Regions from separate parts of the Homo sapiens genome. Here region 2 is linked to region 1. A link is an interaction called in ENCODE POLR2A ChIA-PET data of the cell type or tissue named here. Cell type or tissue: PC-9. All regions are shown on one strand.

Region 1 (4,000 bases):
CTGGTGGTCATGGCAGACTTCCTGGAGGAAGTGACCTACTGGCTGAGCACTGAAGGTAGCAGGGGTTTACCCTGAAGCTGGGATGGGGGCAGGGCCATGACAAAGCTAGTGAAGGGCAGGTGCATCTGGATGTTCTTATCCACCTGGGGCTAGGTGCACAACACCCTGTGTGCCCTCCTGCCCCTGCTGCCATGAGGAGCCTAAAGAGGCACCAAGAAGGGTTTCCATGGCTCCAAGGTGCTGGATTCCTTGCTGATTGTCCTCTCTGGGCTTTATTTTCTCACCTAAAAAACAAGAAGTGAGGTTAGTTAAGGCAACAGGGCACATTTTTCAGATGAAACTTTACTAAGACTCCTAAATAGAGGAATGAAATGATGCCCTGGTTGCTGTCTGTTGTCCCCTCTAGCCCCTTCTGATGCAATAGACAACCCCGAGGAGCTCCAGAGCTCCCTGGGCCACAGTTTGCAAACTGTAGGAGCCCCTTTAGAGGCTTTCCAGCCCAGCCTCCAAGGGTCCTGGACCCTGGGGATAGCCAAGGCAGCCTCCCTCTTTATCCCTCAGGGACCTGTTTCTTGTTCCTTTTAAATATCCTGTTAGCCATTTGTGATTGAAGTCAGCAAGCATCTATTGAATACCTACTGGATGCATGCAGAGGGGCTAACACTTTCTGAGCACCAGCTGTGTGCTAGGTCTGAAGTGGGCTCATTTTATCAGGCTATTTCCCCATCACAACTGGCTGTCAGCTCATTTTACACATGAGGAACTCAAATTGGTTGAGGCTCAGTGACATGGCTAAAGCCCCAAATAATAGTAATAATAACACCAGCTCGCATGGATTAGGCCCCCAGGTGTGTGTCAGGTCTTCGCAAACATCTTCCTGTACATTAGCTCCTTTTGTTCTCAAAGCGAATCTGTAGAGCAGGGACTGTTTCCATCTTCAAGGATCAAAGAAGTCAAGTTGCAGGGAGGTGAAAGCGCTGCCTGGTGTCTGGGTTGTGTCTGGGGCTGCTCCCTCTCTCCTGCCCTTTGCCAGAGAGTCTGAGGCAGCTGCAGCCATGGCCTCCAGGATAATGGGCTCCCCTCTGTGTTCCTACTGTGTATGCAGGGAAACTGAGGCCCAGAGACTCACTCTCCCTAGAATATGTCTGCTCTCTGGGGCTCCATCTGGCACCGACCTCCGTCTTTCTTCATCCTGGCACTGACTATGAAATGAGAACCTGGCATCTCCCCAGAGACCTTGCCTTACTGGGGACTGTCTGTCTGTCTAGCAGCATTAATCAGGGCACATTGACCTCAACTGGTTGGGCAGAACCATCCTGGTGAGTCCAGGACACAGGGTGGGGTCAGCCCCTCCCATGGAGGCTGGAGCTGGGGGTGCACCTGTCTCCCCCTCCCTTGCCTCCTGTTGGATTCTAGCTCACCCTCAGCCCTCCATCTCAAGCCTTGAGTCTTCAAAGGCCCCCCCACCCCCCCTCCAAAACTCCTCAAATGCCTGCACTTAGGTGTGACTGTCTGAGTGACACCGTCTGGATGCTATTCTTGCCCCAGGGGGAATGCATGGTATTGAGGAACAATGGTGGCATTTCAGGCAGGGTGAAGGGACGCTGAACTTTTGGTGGATAGAGAGACTCCTACTTTGGTATACCTGCAGTGGAGCCTTGGGGCCACAGAGGATGGGGGCTCCCCCTGGGCCTTGGAGGGGAAACTTGTCTGTGCACAGAGCCCAGATCTTTGCCGCGTAGACAAACACAAAGTGAGGGGACGAGTCTTGACAAATGTTTGCCAAGTCCCCGGCTGGCTTGGGAGTCAGGAGTGAGCTTGTTTGGCAGAACAAAGGGGAAAGCAGCCTCCAAGGGGCCATAAATAGCAAGGAAAAGGGAGTGGCCTGGGCCTGAAGGCTCCATGAGACCTTGTCTCCAGGCTTGTGTCCTCTGCCAAAGCTGCCATCATCCTCTCCCACATGCTTTGGGCCAGCTGGCCAGAGCTTGGACCATGTTGGTGGCAACCTTCTTGCCCCACAAGCTCCATCTCCCTGGGAGTCCCTGGGTGCTGGGTCACCTGAGGTGCCTGGCAGGCTAGGAGGTTGGTGTGACCTGCACATCCCAAGGTCCCTCTTCCTGTAGGAACCAGGAAGTTTGGCTAAAGCCAACAGTGGTAAAGTTTCCTAAGAGGCAGAGCTGGTCTAGCCCTGGGACCTGGGAGCTTGTGACACCTGGATATACTCAGGCTGGGAGGGGCCCAATACTCCCATCCCCAGAACTGGGGGGCTCAAAGGAACCTTGTTCTTTCTGCCCATATTCCAGACAAATATGGCCACCTACTTTTTTAAAGCAAGAGGGCAGGACAGGAGGCGGAGGGTGGCAAGACCAGACACTTTGCCTATTTGGGCCTCAGTTTGTTCACTGTAATATGGGATCCTCACCCTTGGCCAGCCAGCTCTGATCCCCCACCTTCTCACCGCCTGTAACTGTGAGCATCAGGTGAGGTACTGCATCAGAGAAGGCTTCCTGGAGGAGGTACATTTGCACTGGGGCTCGAGACCCTGGCAAGACTTCCTTCAGAGCAGGTGGGAGGGTGTTTAGGAGAATGCACAGATAGGCAAGCATGTGGAGCTGGGGAAGGTGGGCAGTGTTTGGGGACCTGCAAGTTCAGTTGAGTTCAGGGTGGCAGAGCCCAGAGTGATCATGGGGGTGTGATGAGGTGCCTTTCCCACTCCCTGGGGACCATCTCAGGCAAGGATGTCTAAGCTGGGAAATGGCCTGAGCAGGGCTCTGCTGTAGGAAGGTAGGGAGGGAGCAAGAGGCGGCTGAGCTGGTCTGGATGAGAGGCCAGTGGAGGACTATAAAGGGCCCCTGCCTTTTTCCTTTGAGCTGGGAAGGAGGTCTCCTGGCAGGGGGTGGGAAGGCCAAATTCCTGAGTTCACTCTGATGATCTGGCCTACTTAGCAAGGCTGGGCCTCCTTTTTTTCTGAGTGGAGGCGGCCCAGACCCCCAGGCTCTGGCCCCTGGACCCCCAGCTGGGATGTGGCCTGAGCTCTCCATGCCTCAGTCTGTGTCTCCATGCTTCCCTCTGGCTCTCCATGCCCTGTGTCCAGTATTCTTCAAGGCGCCCCCTCCATGGGCCCTCAGGAAGAGGAGGGCTGACCAGGAGACTTGGTAGAGAAAGTCCGAGTGCTTTCCCCATCCTGGGCTCTGTCACAGGCCCACCCAGAATTACTGTGGAACTATCACCAGATGTCCAGGCTTCCCTGGCTGTGTACCTTGCTTTAGAGGTGAGCTTGGGGCCTCAGTGCCTAAGACAGGAAGGACTCACCCCCAGGTCAGGTACTTTCTTTCATTCCAGCAGCCTTGTGGGGTTCCCACCTGGCCAAGGGTCCATCTGGGCCTCTAGCATGGCAATGGGGAAACCCTCTTTAGCCACCCACACCCTAGCCTACAAGCAGGGGAAGAGGGGCTGCCAGTGTGTGTGGGAACTGCTTTATGGGAAGGCTGGTGACTGGCCCTCCCTCCTGGAGGACAGAGGAATGCAGGCTGGGGCCTTTGTGGAGCTTGTTGCTGGGTTCTGGGTCCATACGTCTGAGTTCCCTGCTTCCTGCTCACACTTCTGTTTTGCCTTCCACTCTCTGGTGGGCCTGGGATGGGTGGAGAGTGGAAAGAGAGAAGAAAAGGTCCCCACTTCCCCAGCCACCTTCATTTAGGTATGGACCTTTTCACCAGTGTGTGTCTGAGGCTAGATCTCTTGAGTTCATTCTCTGTTCTCCATTTTGATTTGATATTTTTTTTGCTTTATGCTATGTACTTAAGAAAAGGTCATCTCAAAGCCTTTTGGGAGGAAGTGGGTCTAAATATGTAAACATAATTAAATCATAAACACAAACCACTTAAAAAAAGACATTTTGGAGAAATGTGAATAGTTTAAAAATGGGGCAGATGCTCGGCTTCCTGACAGGTACCTGAGTTTTTATAGCAGTTTTATTTGTGATGGCCCAAAGCTGGAAACA
Region 2 (4,000 bases), 80 kb before region 1:
TCTTTACATTTTTAATCTCTTTTTTGTTTTTCCCTGAAAGTATGCTTTGGTGCTTAAAGAGAGAAGTCACAAAAGTATACTACTGAGTTTCCTGGAGATGAAATCCTGTTGTCCCTAGCTATGTGAATGAGCACAGGGATCCCTGATGCCATTATTTTGTATATTCATACGGCACACACTTACTGAGGGCCTTCTGTGTGCCCTAGGGGATTGAGCACAGTGACATATCAGGGCAGGTAGAAACAGATGGAGAGCTGATGCGGGCTGTCTTAGAGCAGCTGCCCCAGGAGGCCCCTGTGGATGGATGTTGGGCAGGAGCCCTGAGACGTTAGGGGCATATAACTAAAGGACATAGCAGGAGTTATAGGAGGAGCTGATCCCTGAGGGAAACAATGAAGACGGAGAAGATGGGGCTAAAGTTTGAATTGTGGGGACATTAATCACAGTGATTCTTAAAACTTTGCTGTTGATGATTTTAAATGGAGAAAATGAGTACGTAAGATGTTATTTCCCAGTTCAGTATATTGGTTGCCCACAAAGTATTTTCCTACCATGAATGGTCATATATACTTGTTGTAGAATACCAGGGACAGCAGAGATGGTGGGGTAGTTACTTCCTTTTCTTACAGCCCAAGAACTTTGGTGTCCAGGAGATTGACCAATTTAGCCACTGAGCATTTAATACAACACAGGGCTACCCAGATCCCACTGTCCTGATTTGCCCTGAAAGCCAAAGGAGTTAGGAGAAGGTGAGTGGGGAGAATATATTAATCCTGAGAGTTGAACAGAGCAAAAATCCCTATTACTTTTGTACTTAAAACATCTCTGCCACATGTGCTCACTCTTTATATTCTGTTTAGGTGGTTTATATGTGCACATCCCATCCTATGCCTGCAGTTAGCCAACTCAGGGTTTATATTGCCTCCTTTCTTTTTTTCTTTTTTTTTTTTTTTTTAAGAGATGGGGTCTCATTCTATCATGCAGACTGGAGTGCAGTGGTGTGATCACAGCTCATTGTAACCTCCAACGCCTGGACTAAAGTGATCCTCCTACCTTGGCCTCTCTGGTAGCTGGGACTACAGGTGCATGCCACCACACCCACCTAATTTTTTTTATTTTTATTTTTTGTAGAGACAGTCTCACTATCTTGCTCAGGCTAGTCCTGAACTCCTGGGCTCAAGTTATCTTGCTGCCTCAGCCTCCCATGGGTAATTTTTATTTCCTTTTTTTTTTTTTTTGGAGATGGAGTTTCGCTCTTGTCGCCCAGGCTGGAGTGCAATGGCACGATCTTGGCTCACTGCAGTCTCCACCTCCTGGGTTCAAGTGATTCTCCATCCTCAGCCTCCTGAGTAGCTGAGATTACAGGCAACTGCCACCATGCGCGGCTAATTTATGTATTTTTTTTTAGTAAGAGATGGGGTTTCACCATGTTGGCCAGACTAGTCTTAAACTCCTGACCTCAAGCGACCTGCCTGCCTTGGCCTCCCAAAGTGCTGGGATTACAGGCATGAGCCGCTATGCCTCGTCGCTGATTTTTATTTCTTATTTTTTTTTTAGAGATGGGGGTCTCACTATGTTGCTCAGGCTGATCTCAAACTCCTGGCCTCAAGTGATCCTCCCACCTTAGCCTCCCAAGTTGCTGGGATTATAAGTGTGAGCCACTATCCCTACCTCACTATTACCTTCTTTGCTTCTCTTGTTTTCTTTTGTTCTAAGTCAAACCCATCACAATCTTTTCTTGTCCTTCCAGGTGTTTTCCAGTGCTGTGCCCTGGATGTGCTCTCTTTCTCTTAGAGCCCAGAGAACTTGCTTTTCCCCCTTATATATGACCCTTAACTTTTTCTAACACATTATTAAGGGCCTGTGTCTATCAGCTGGGGGCACTTCTTGAAGGGAGGGCCTTTGTGTGGTCTGTTTCTAGTGACTTCCAGCTTTAACCCAGAGCCTCATGATTGCTGGGTGCCCATAGCCTTTTTGCTGAATGGAGGCACTCAGTCTCCTTGGGAAGAGAGAATCCATGATAGACCCACTTGGGAGCTCCCCACTTCAGGGGCCTACACACTGGTAATGCAACAGAATGCCCAAGAGTGACCTCATAAAGCAAGGATTCCCTTCGTGGCCCCTTCTCTGCTGCCTCTCAGAATCCAGACGCTAAGGAAAATCCCTAAGCAGAGATTTTCTGTTGGATGCTAAAAGCAAGGAATAAAAGTTGAAAATTTGGAAAATGTCTCAACACCGTCACCAGCGCCACTCGAGAGTCATTTCTAGTTCACCAGTTGACACTACATCGGTGGGATTTTGCCCAACATTCAAGAAATTTAAGTAAATATTATCTATCTCCATTGCCTGTTAAGAAATGTGCTAGTAGAAGTGTGAGGGCAGGGTGTCAGTGTTCTCTCAGCCTCTTCCCTCAGATACTCGTCTGCTTACCAAAATAAGTTGCATGTCCTTGACAATCTGGTTTCTATGATTGGTGAGGCTGGCATGCTATTACCTTTATGTGCCCTGTAGACTTGAATGACCAGTTTGACCAGTTTGACTGTTAGATAATCTGAAGGCTTTTCTCTTTTTTTATAATAGACCCCATCTCAAATCAGATAATGAAAATTACATATCTTGATATATTAGAAAAGTATATACATTCTGGCTGGGCACGGTGGCTCACACCTGTAATCCCTGCACTTTGAGAGGCTGGGGCGGATCACTTGAGGTCAGGAGTTTGAGACCAGCCTGGCCAACGTGGCGAAACCCCATCTCTACTAAAAATACACAGATTAGCCCGGAGTGATGGTGTGCACCTGTTGTCCCAGCTACTCAGGATGCTGAGGCAGGAGAATCCCTTTAACCTGGGGGGCGAAGGTTGCAGTGAGCCAAGATTGCACCACTGCACTCCAGCCTGGGTGACAGAACGAGACTCTGTCTCAGAAAAAAAAAAAAAGAAAAGGAAAAAGAAAAATATATATTCTATATTTTTTTAACTTATGAGAATGTGTTCATTTCATTTGTAACATATAATGGGAAACAGTAATACGTACTCTGAGAAAAATTGCAAAGCACAGATAAATGGAAATAAACAGGAAAAAGAATCACCTATAACCTCACCATCCATAGACAGACACTGTTAAAATTTTGGCATATTTCCTGCTGATTTTTTCTACTGCTGATTTTTGCACAGGTGAGATAATTTTGAACAGAGAATTTTGTATCTTTGGTTTTTGTGTTTTGCTGCACACAAAAACAAAAGATATAAAAATGGATCATAAACATTTTTCTAAATCCTGAAAAATGCATAGACATATTTTAGTGCCTGTATTTCACAAGATGGACATACCATAATTTACTTACACAGTCCTTTTTGTTAGATGTTTAAGTTGTTTTCAAGCTTCTCAGTGCTGGAAAAAATACTGAGATAGACATGTTTAGTTGAAGTTATTTCATTTCAGGTTATATTATCTTGGGTCAGAGAATGAATGGTTCTCAGGCTTTTCAAAAGAGCTGGTCAGTTTTTATGCCTCTGGCAGTTTTTGAGAGTGCTCAATCATACTACACTGTTGCCAGCATTAGATCTTATCACATTTAAGTCATTGCTAATTTTATAAACAAAAACAATGGTTTTACTTTGCATCTCCCTGATTGGTATTGCTGTAGAACATATTTGGAGAAGTTTGTTTGTCTTTGGTGTTTATTTCATGAATAGATTGTGTGCCCATTTTCTCTTGGGGTATTCAGTTTTTTATTACTGATGTGAGCATGTGTATGGGTGATTATTTGATGATTATCAGTTTTGCTTAGTAGACTGGCAATATTTAGTCTTGCTGTCACTGTGTTCCCAGTGCCTACTAGATTGCTTGATATGTAGTTGCCACTCAATAAAGATTTGTTGAGTCAATGAAGATGACACTTTGTTTTGCTGGAGAAGGAGTGGTGACCATTCTTTTTCAGAGGTCCAGGGAGAGGGAGCTAAGTAACTGAGTGAGGACAGAGTATCCATGATCATCAT

What was found. Peaks named below come from ENCODE experiments on the same cell type or tissue, not always from the same donor. Only the 100,000 strongest peaks of a DNase experiment are listed, where the experiment ranks them.
Region 2: POLR2A ChIA-PET joins it to region 1 with 5 read pairs; 3 of 35 experiments call an interaction of 5 or more read pairs at or near these places.

What each region holds. Positions count from the first base shown.
Region 1 is chr5:135,045,609-135,049,608 of GRCh38, forward strand. All of the region lies in intron 1 of PITX1-AS1 (PITX1 antisense RNA 1), which reads left to right. Among named protein-coding and RNA genes, the nearest start is that of EPIST, 7.6 kb to the left of the region's middle. RefSeq lists an enhancer at 3,091-3,691. In PC-9, no CTCF peak of the experiment used is centred here; DNase peaks (open chromatin) are centred at 1,553 and 1,873; H3K27ac peaks cover 1,070 bases.
Region 2 is chr5:134,965,768-134,969,767 of GRCh38, forward strand. It overlaps CATSPER3 (cation channel sperm associated 3), which reads left to right and starts at 2,140. Exons shown (of 8, transcript NM_178019.3): 1 at 2,140-2,322. The coding sequence starts at 2,225. In PC-9, no CTCF peak of the experiment used is centred here; DNase peaks (open chromatin) are centred at 2,474 and 3,604; H3K27ac peaks cover 1,824 bases.